2 separate regions of the Homo sapiens genome follow, and region 1 is linked to region 2. The links are chromatin loops, found by intact Hi-C in ENCODE. Cell type or tissue: PC-9. All regions are shown on one strand. Region 1 overlaps ST3GAL3 (ST3 beta-galactoside alpha-2,3-sialyltransferase 3). Region 2 overlaps ST3GAL3 (ST3 beta-galactoside alpha-2,3-sialyltransferase 3).

Region 1 (5,000 bases), 75 kb after region 2:
CAGATAGGGTCTCTCTTTTGGGAATTTAAATTGGGAAGTACAGACAGTTGGGGGATTGGTAGGAGACACAAGCAGACAAAGAAGTGTAGAGACTTGGATGCTGTAGGCTGCGCTAGATGCTGGGCCCTAGCGCCCACATTAGTGGCAGAGCATCAGAGCCAAGAGTCACAACCCTGCTGTTGAGGGCAGCAAGACAACTTTAGATTCAAAATGTTCTCCCTGTTCCAGTCTCTGTGAAAACCAGCTATCCCATGGATCATCTTTCCATGAGGCCTTGAGGTTTGGTTTTTCTTCAGTTCCCAGAAGGCCTTGCCTATAGTTAATACTCTTCATGTCTCTTGCTACATTGAAGCTGTCTGCAGTCTGAGCGGCCTCACCTCACCTTCCAGCACCATCCAGGCCTCTACCTTCTGGATGGCTGTGTGAGGTGAACCTGCCACCAGGCTGGATCTGAGCAACACATGTCTCCTCCACAGGGTCTGAAGCTCAGAAGCAGAGGCTCCACTTGGACCACAGCTCTCAACTTTCTTCTCCAATCTAGCTTTATGAAAGAGCCCTTAACTTGGGAGGTTTAGCAGTCTGTTAACAGAACTGATACCTCAATGTTCACGTCGCCACCTGTTTCTTGTTTTTTAGTCTCTCAACTGTTTAGATCCTGGAGGGATCTAACCCCCCCAGTCTTAGTCCCTCAATTTCTTCCCTCCCAACCCCAATCCCAAACAAAACCTGAGTAAATGAGATTCCTGCGGACAAACAGAGAAAAGAAAAGTCTGAGGAGAAAAAACATCATCATTAATTTAGGAGGATGTGATAATATGGACAAGAAAACAGTGAAATAATCAGAGACAGGAGTAGCAGGACAGAGAAAGCCAAAGGAGGTGAGAATTGATCACAAGGAGTATCCCAATGTGGCAAAGAGGCAGAAGAAGCTGATGGCTGAAAAGATAGCACAGAATTATTCACTGGGGAGCATCTGTAACTTCAGTGGAAACAATTTCTGTACAACAATTTGATGGCAAAGACTCAACTGTGAATGGAAGCTGTTGATGCAGTATACTTATGTCAAGAAGTTTCTCCTTAACTTTCATTAATTTAACTTACCAAACATATACAGAGTTCTTACTAAGCTCGAGAGACTGTATGAAAAGATCAGACATGGTATCTGACATCAAAGAGCTTTTGAACCATCAGAGAGATAATAGAGAGATTCAAATAACGATATTACAAGTCTCTAGAGAAGTTGCTATGGGAGTTTATTTTTACTTACTTATTTATTTATTTTGAGACAGAGTCTCGCTCTGTCACCCAGGCTGGAGTACAGTGGTGCGATCTCGGCTCACTGCAACCTCTGCCTCCCAGGTTCAAGCGATTCTCCTGCCTTAGCCTCCCAAGTAGCTGGGACTACAGGCATGTGCCACCACACTCGGCCAATTTTTGTATTTTTAGTACAGACGGGGTTTCACCATGTTGGCCAGGCTGGTCTCGAACTCCTGACCTCAAATGATCCACCCACCTCGGCCTCCCAAAGTGCTGGGATTACAGGCACGAGCCACCACGCCTGGCCTGTCGTTTAGATGCAAGGAGAATTTTTGGCTGGGAGAAACTGGGAAGATATGGAGGAGATAGTACTTAAGCTGGTATGAGATGACCTTATAGGACAGGCTGTACTGGTAGTGTGGGAACAGCTATGGAAAGGCACTGAAGCATGGAAAGTGAGGGGTGTGTGGTTTCAGGAAGGTAAAATCATACCTAACTAATTTAGTAGGGTTTCTTTCAGGAGGTAAAAATGCATGTGACTGAAAGGGAACCAGTCCATACAATCTATTTAGACCTTCATAAAAAGGCTTTGACACATCAAAGACTATTTTTAAAAAGTGAGTCACCATGAAATTGAGGAAGAAACTGCTATGTCATGCCAGGAGACAAAAGGTACCTGGGTGCAGATCAGGGGCAGGACATCCCCTAGGGCAACAGCGTTCACAGGGACATCAGGAAGTCTGGGAGTAGCTGGAATTCTACCAGCTGCTGCCCTCTAAGACTGCGGGGGGTGGGGGCAGTGTAAGGGTGGCACTGCTTACAAACCCCTGTGTGTACGACTCAAGCAGGTGGAATGAATATGGAACTAGGCATGTGCTGCTGAAACTGAGAGTAAGATGGTATATAAGGTTTGGAGCTCAGGGGATGGGAAAAGTTTTAGTACAGCTGCTCTAGAAACAGGAAAGGAAGCTGATAAAGGAAATGGAAAAGGCAATATTGCCAAGTACTGAATAGGGCACAGTCTGAAACTGGGAGATGAGTGTGATTCACCTTTCTATCGAGTCTCAAATGAAAGACAGCCCAATCAGAGACAAGATGGGCAGACTTGGTCAGAGCTTGGTATCAGTGGGACATTTTCAGGAGGACAAGGGGGTAAAGGCATGGAGGCTGCTACTGAAAGGAGCCAGCCTGGGTGAATAGGAATGGAAGGGAAGTCAGCCAGGGCTGAGCACTGGGAGAACAGGGAGGGCAGAAAGCCAGCAACCCAGAAGAGGTCGAGGGCAGGGACCTGCAGGTGGCATGGACCTGTGCAGCACAGCAGACAAGGCATGCGTTTGAACCAGGCCACCATGGTGCTAATCCGGGCTCCACTGTTTTTCCCACTATGTAACTTTGGGCAACCTACTTAAATCTTGCTGAGCCTTAATTTCCTCATCTGTAAAAAGAGTAACACAAAGTTCAAAATTTATCTGAGCCCCCTCAAACTAGATAGTATTAGAATCCCAAAGTGTTCAGATTTTAGGAAAGCAGCATACTGCACAAACCATATATTATTTAACATCCCCCTATGAGGTTTGGGGCAGCATCCTGTAATTAAATATTAATATTTCTTCTATGAAATGAATTTTTATGCTAAAAGGGACTATAAATACATTCATACCATTTCAGGTCAGATTTTACTGCCAAACGAATTTTGACACTGATCTTTTGAAAAAAAAATGTTTAAAGATGTTTCAAGTTCATATTTGCCATACTGGTGGACCATTAATAGAACCCACCTCATAAGGCCATGTCATGAGGATTAGATGTCCAAATTAACATAAAGCACTGAACACAGTGCCTGGCATGTAGTTAAGTCCTCAATACATGCTGCTGTTAGTGTTTTTATCATCAGCATCATCACCGTTGATGACAGTGTGGCTGAAGTAAAAGAGGGACTGATAAGTGGAGAGGAATATAGAGAGGGAGAAACAGTGAAAATAAGGCAGAAAAGCAGACCAGATGGGGTTTTGAATACCAAGTTAGGAGTCTGGATTTTATTGAGTAAAAGTAGACAGAGTAGAGAAAGACACTATATATTTTTCAGAAAATTAATGATATCAACAGATTTTTGCTTCAGGAAAACCATTCTAGCGGCAGTGTGTAAGACAGAGCGTAAGGAGGCTAAGACCTAGCAGGAGAGCTTTGTGGTAAGCCAGGTGACAGACAATGAGGGTCTCACGTGAGGCTGTTGGGGGCCGGATGAAATTCAAAGGGAGAATGGACAGGATTGGGAAACTGATCGGATGTGGGATGGTGAGGACTAAGAGAAAATACTACCACAGAATACAAGGGAGTAGAAATATTCCAGAAATAGATGGGAAGCAATAATGTTAAATGTAGCAAAAGAAAGGAGAAGATAAGGTGTGGAAAGCATTCTTTGGGTTTGCCAATTAGGATGCTACTGGCGATTTCAGAAAGAGCAGGTTCAGTTAACTCCGTGAGAATGGAAGCCACACGTTATCAAATGTCATAGAGCAGCCAGTAAAATACAGACTGAAAAAATAGGGAGCTGAATTCAGTAACAAGGAGGTTTTCAATGACCTTTCAAATTCATTGCAGTTTGACTTAATGAAGTATTATGGGTAACTGGCAAACCGCAGTGGTTTGGTATAGGGATGGGAGAGTAAGAAGTAGATTGCCCAATAGATTTATTTTCTCTATGAAATGGGAGGTGATCATTGCATGTGGAAATTGGGAGGGAAGGAACTAGCCTTCCAGTTTGAAATAGGAGATTTCAGTTGGGGGTTGAAAAACTTTCTCTGTAGGTGGACAGTAAATATTTTAGGCGTTGTAGGCCACAGTCTCTGTCACATATCCTTCTGTTTTTTTGTTTTGTTTTGCTTAGCAACCCTTTAAACATGTAAAAATCTTTTTTTTTTTTTTGAGACAGTCTTGCTCTGCCACCCAGGCTGGAGTGCAGTGTCGTGATGTCAGCTCACTGCAACCTCTGCCTCCTGGGTTCAAGTGATTCTAATGCCTCAGCCTCCCAAGTAGCTGGGATTAGAGGTGTGTGCCACCATGCCTGGCTAATTTTTTGTGTTTTTAGTAGAGTGGGGGTTTCACCATGTTGCCCAGGCTGGTTTCAAATTCCTGGACTCAAATGATCCGCTGCCTCCCAAAGTCTCCTAAAATGCCGGGATTACAGGCATGAGCCACTGTGCCTGGCCTAAAAATATAAAAATCATTTTTAAGTCAGGTCACACAAAAACAAGCTGTGGGCTAGATCTGGCATAGGAACCACAGTTTGCTGACCTGATTTAGATTACTCCCATTCAAATCTCCCCAAGTGACAGAAACGACTGCATGTTCATTGTAAAGCAGAAGCACCCAGGACAAAGACAGAAGAGACACAAAACTGGAAACCAAGTAGACAAGTGGAAGTCAGCAAACTCAAGAAAGCTGAATCCTGTGCTGGTAGTGGGAAAAGTTGAACTGAACGTGAAATACATCACAGAACTCCCCAAAGACTCAATCACTGGCAGCATCAGGTACCACTAGAAGAGGGAATGAAGATGATACTAAAAACAAGATTCCCGGTTTCTAAATATGAGCAGACAGCCAAGATTGTTTGAGGCATTAGAGGAAAGTATTTGCTATAACGACAGGAGACCAAAACAAATGAAACCTAAATGCAACATGGAAAAACTGAAGAGACTCAGGGGGATGAAAACTCAGGAAAAAAAAAATCATTAAACTCCTCA
Region 2 (5,000 bases):
CAGCTAGCAAAGTAGCAAAGTTGGGATTCTAACCCAGGTTTGCCTGATTTCAAAACCTAAGCTCTCTTCACTTGCCCAGACGGAGGCAGAGGAGCTCCCAGCTGTATTCCATCTTTGCTGAGAAAGCATGAAGGAGATGCTGTGAACCTGGCACAGGCACACAAGGTCAAGCCACAGGGATCGGTGAAACAGCGGTGAGGCCAGGTGGTAAAGATGTACCCCTCGTCCTCCGACCAGCCTCACCGCAGTGCCAACAGATGACAGTCTAAGTACAGTAAGACCACTTTTGCCTCAGCTCAAAAGCTTTCTACTTCCTGAACCTACCCTCAGAAAAGGTCTGAAATTAGGCCCAGTTACAGGCTGGAAAAAATGATCAACCTCTGGCTAGGGAGAACATGGTGACTGTAACCCACATAGCCTACATCCCTCCACTGCCCTCCCTTTCTGCATCTAGCACTCCAGGGGTTAGGGAAAGGGGCTCATGGCTAGACAGGAAGAGACCTGCTGCTCATGGAGGATGGCCCTTGGGATCCAGATGCATGGCAGAAATGGCCAGTCCTACCTTTCTTCCTTTAGCAAATGCTCCTCTGTGGAGTACCTGATGAGGACTGGAACAGAGATGGATAGAGCAAGGCTCACCCTTTGCTCCTGAACCTCACTCTACATGCAGCTGTGCCTTTGCCAACAGCTTTCCTTGGCCACGCTGGGGTCTCTGAACCCTGTGTTTCCTCTCAATAATCTGAGCGGTAGCAAAGGAATGCATCTCTATGAGAGTTAGCAACTTTCCTGGAGCAGGCCCACTGGAGACAGGGCTGCGTCAGGAGCCCAGGCCTCCTGGATGAGCTATCTTTCCCCACAGCCTTGAGTGTGGGTCACGGTTTGCTGTGCTCTACCCTACTGCCTCTTGCACTCTTCTTCATTTTGCCCCCAAAATGACTAGGCTACAGGCAGAACTGGCTAAACCAGAGGCAGCTGCTGACCATGTTTAAAAAGGTCATTGCTTTGGAGGAAGGATTCTTTCCATCAGGAGGCCCACATGGGCTCATGGGGCCTGATCCAACCAGTGGTCATTCTCCTTGCATACGCCCTCAGGGGTAGGGAGGGGCAGAAAGAAGCCCTTCAGGGGAAGGGACTTGGGTATCAGGGACCCCTGTGTGTGCAACAGCCACAGGGCAGGAAGAGAAGGGCACAGGAGCAGAGGCAGGGGGTTTGAGATGGTCAGAAGCGGCCTAAGGGTGAACATATAGCTGGCAGAGTCCTGCCCTTAATCCCTCTTGCTGGTCTTGAGGTACACATGAGGATGGGTGATGGAGACGGGGAATGTGGTGGAGACAGCCCTTAACCTGGCCAGAACCTCACTGATCATAGTCACCTTGGACACATGGGAGCAAGGCCAGTGGAGACAGCAGGTACAGAGCCAGCCCTCATCAGAGCTGGTTTCTGAGCTCAGGCCTCAAGCACATGCCTTGCCCCATTTGGAGGACTTGCTCCATTTGGGCATTTGCTTCTTAGAGCAAGTTCCGCAACTGGCAATTGGCCTGTGGCCCAGACACACTATCTGAAGGGGCTGAGCAGCAAAGCCAAAGGTGTCATTTTGTTTTTCCAATCATCTGGTTTTTTTTCTTTTTTTTTTGAGATGGAGTCTCACTCTGTCGCCCAGGCTGGAGTGCAATGGCGTGATCTCGGCTCACTGCAACCTTCGCCTCCCAGGTTCAAGCGATTCTCCTGCCTCAGCCTCCTGAGTAGCTGGGATTACAGGCATGCACCACCACACCAGGCTAATTTTGTATTTTTGGTAGAGATGGGGTTTCTCCATGTCGGTCAGGCTGGTCGCCACCGTGCCCAGCCCCAATCTTCTGTTTTCAAACTATGTTCGGAAGTTGTCCAGTGTAGGAAACTTCCGCATACTAAGCCCTTGAAACCGAGGGAGAGAGGATGGGTCTATCCCAACACAAGGGCCACAAAGATGTCACAGGGCCAGCTGTCAACAGGCCTTTTTTCGTGATGCTGCCAACTGTCAGGTGTGTGTTTCCCTGACCAGGAACTCCTGAGAACAGAGGCCACGTGGCCCAATACTCGCCACATCACCCTGGACAATCTCATCCACACTCTGGGGGCTGTGTATGGACCTACGTGCAATTTGTTTTCTTCCAGCCCAGACCTCTCTCCTGAGAGATTCACTGAACTCAGGCTCCCTGAGTAGGGCCGTGGCTTCCCTCTGACACTTCATTTGCCTGGATCTGGACTCTTTGCCTGCATCAGGGCAGAAGGCAGAGCCAAGGGCCCTCATCATGGCAGGCAGGCATAGACTCATGTCCTGCCTCCACAGTGGGGAGGCAAGGCTTCAGCCCTCCTTCTCCCCTCTAGCTCTGGCTATTTATTTGGGGAGACCAGTCAGAGAGTGACCTGTCTCCCCAGGTGCAGACAGAGTAGGGAAAGCAGGACACAGTCCTGAAGGTGCCAGCATCTTGCTCTCTGCTGAGCTGCTGCCTCATCGCTGGGACTTGTGTGGGTGGAGCTCAGACCTGGGCCCTCCCTCTCACTGAGGAACTCACAGGGCTGCTTGCTCCTGGCTGGGAGCCTCACACAGCTCAGGAGGAGGGCCAGGATCATGTTCTGTGCTTTCACCAGCTTTTGCTCTTCACAAGCAGCAAGAACTCCCCACGTGGGGATCTTGTACCTGAACCAAAAAAAGCAAAGCTGCTAATCTGACAAGATCAATCCTCAAATACCACAGGAATGCAGCCAGCCTGCCTGCTCTCACCAGGGACTGTGCTTCTAAGCATCCCTACAGTTCCTGCTCCTAGGCTGGAGCCTGGAACTGGTCTGCAAAGGAGGAAGCTGCCCCCACCAGTGTGTCTGGTCTTGCTGCCGAAGCCCCACCTTTCCCAGCATAGTTCAGGCATCAGACTTCACCAGGACGTCTCCCCAGTCAATCTCTCATCACTCCTCCAGCTGAAGGGCCTTCTCTGTGTCCCCACAATCCTCTGTCTTCACCTCTGGCGGAGCACATATGCCTGGATATGTTTTTGTCTCCATGCACCATTTCTCTTAGCTCTGGGGAAGATAGGTACAGATGAGGAAGGTGAGGCTCAGAAAGGTTGAGCAACCCAGCCCTATTCACTTCAAAAACCTGTTCTTTCCACTGTAGTCCGACACTTCTCAAACCATCTGTGAAGAGGGATCGGTTGGTTTTGCTTTTTAAATTTCTATTTTGTCACAGAATGATGATTTTATAAAATAGAATAAAAATGAATCACTAGAAAAGTTAAATAAGGCCAGGCGTGGTGGCTCACGCCTGTAATCCCAGCACTTTGGGAGGCTGAGGCAGGTGGATCACCTGAGGTCAGGAGTTCGAGACCAGCCTGGCCATCATGGTGAAACCCCGCTTCTACTAAAGATACAAAAATTAGCTGGACATAGTGGCGGGCACCTGTAATCCTAGCTACTTGGGAGGCTGAGACAGGAGAATCTCTTAAACCTGGGAGGTGGAGGTTGCAGTGAGCCAAAATCACACCATTGCACTCCAGCCTGGGCGACAGAGCAAGACTCCGAGGAAGGAAGGAAGGAAGGAAGGAAGGAAGGAAGGAAGGAAGGAAGGAAGGGAGGGAGGAAGGAAAGAAAGAAGGAAGGAAAGGAAGGAAGGGAGGGAGGGAGGGAAGGAGGAGGGAAGGAAGGAAGGAAGGAAGAGGGAAGGAAGGAAGGAAGGAAGGAAGGAAGGAGGGAAATACACATATAAAATATAAGCTCCATTTTTAAAAGTTTGGTTTTTTTGGGTTTTTTTTGGTAACAAATAGCTGAGACCACAGGTGCATGCCACTGTGCCAGGCCTATTTTTTATTTATTAGATTCAGCAACATAAACTTACTCTAATTGCCATAAATGTTTTCAAAAACCTTATTTCCAGTATCTCAAAAATCTTGTGGCAGACCAGTTCATATCACTTTTGATTCTATAGCACACAACAGGTTCCAAACTGCCTTTTGCCTGTCTGGGACATTCTACCAAGGCTTTGCCTGTCATTCACCTTCCAGTAGAAGTTAGAAAGGGATAAGATGTAGCTCCTCAGGTCCTGTCCTGGGGTAGGAGAAACAATGTACTCTGACACCATCAGAAACAGTTAGCAGGTTGAGGCCTAGAACTTCTCCTACAGCTGATGGATTTATAACCAGCTAGGTCTGCAGGATTCACCTTTGCAAGCAAGTGTGGGTCCCTAATCATCTGAGAAGGAGATCTAAAAAAAAAAAATCCCACAACTTCTGGATGTCTACCGCAGCTCCACCTATGAGAATTGGAAGATAGAGCAAAGAGGAAAGAGACGGGGTATACCATTATAGGGAACTGGCAGGCTAAATTCCTTGAATAATGGAGGAGGCAGTAAGCTCAGACAAGATGTGGAATTAATTTAAAAGCAGAACATGGATTAGTTCCCAGAGGAGGTCCCAACACCTGACGCTAAGGAATATATGAAAAAAAATTGGTGGGCAGAGAAAAGGAGAGGACACAAATGGCAATTCTTCCAGCTGTAAGCTGGAGTCCAGGTCATGGACAGGCATTGAGGTTGTCTAGCCCATGCAGGCTACTCTTAGACACTCTGCAGAGAAGCTTTAGTTATAGAGCACTCTGCTCTTCCCAGAAAGGTCTGTACCCAAGGATTTCAACACAGCAGGTACCTACTGAAAATATTTAAAACATTCTCCAAACAAAAGGAATCTGCATTCCCCTCTAGGTCCATGGTTCAGAGCCTCGATTCAGGACAGGGTGGGGTTGGTGGGTTTGATTCCTGGCTCTGTGCTACTATGACCTTGAGCAAGTCGTTAGCTTACCCATCTACAAAATGGGTATAACAACACTTACTTCACGGGGTTGTCGTAAAGGGTTTTTGCAAATTTGACTCCATAAAAGTGCATTATCACATTGACTTTATGTGTAACGATTGTGTGTGTATGTAAAAACACTGAAACTTCCTTGATAAGAGATGTCCTTTTTGTATACATGCA

Evidence for each region. A loop is a pair of places that touch in the nucleus more often than their neighbours do. Peaks named below come from ENCODE experiments on the same cell type or tissue, not always from the same donor. Only the 100,000 strongest peaks of a DNase experiment are listed, where the experiment ranks them.
Region 1: it touches region 2 in a loop (5-fold over the local background); 4 of 110 quality-filtered maps call a loop at or near these places.

The regions. Positions count from the first base shown.
Region 1 is chr1:43,780,791-43,785,790 of GRCh38, reverse strand. All of the region lies in intron 2 of ST3GAL3 (ST3 beta-galactoside alpha-2,3-sialyltransferase 3), which reads right to left. Among named protein-coding and RNA genes, the nearest start is that of MIR6079, 55 kb to the left of the region's middle. RefSeq lists a silencer at 432-481. In PC-9, no CTCF peak of the experiment used is centred here; DNase peaks (open chromatin) are centred at 1,900 and 4,080; H3K4me3 peaks cover 392 bases; H3K27ac peaks cover 4,803 bases.
Region 2 is chr1:43,856,192-43,861,191 of GRCh38, reverse strand. All of the region lies in intron 5 of ST3GAL3 (ST3 beta-galactoside alpha-2,3-sialyltransferase 3), which reads right to left. Among named protein-coding and RNA genes, the nearest start is that of MIR6079, 20 kb to the right of the region's middle. RefSeq lists an enhancer at 2,454-3,072. In PC-9, no CTCF peak of the experiment used is centred here; a DNase peak (open chromatin) is centred at 2,701; H3K27ac peaks cover 1,362 bases.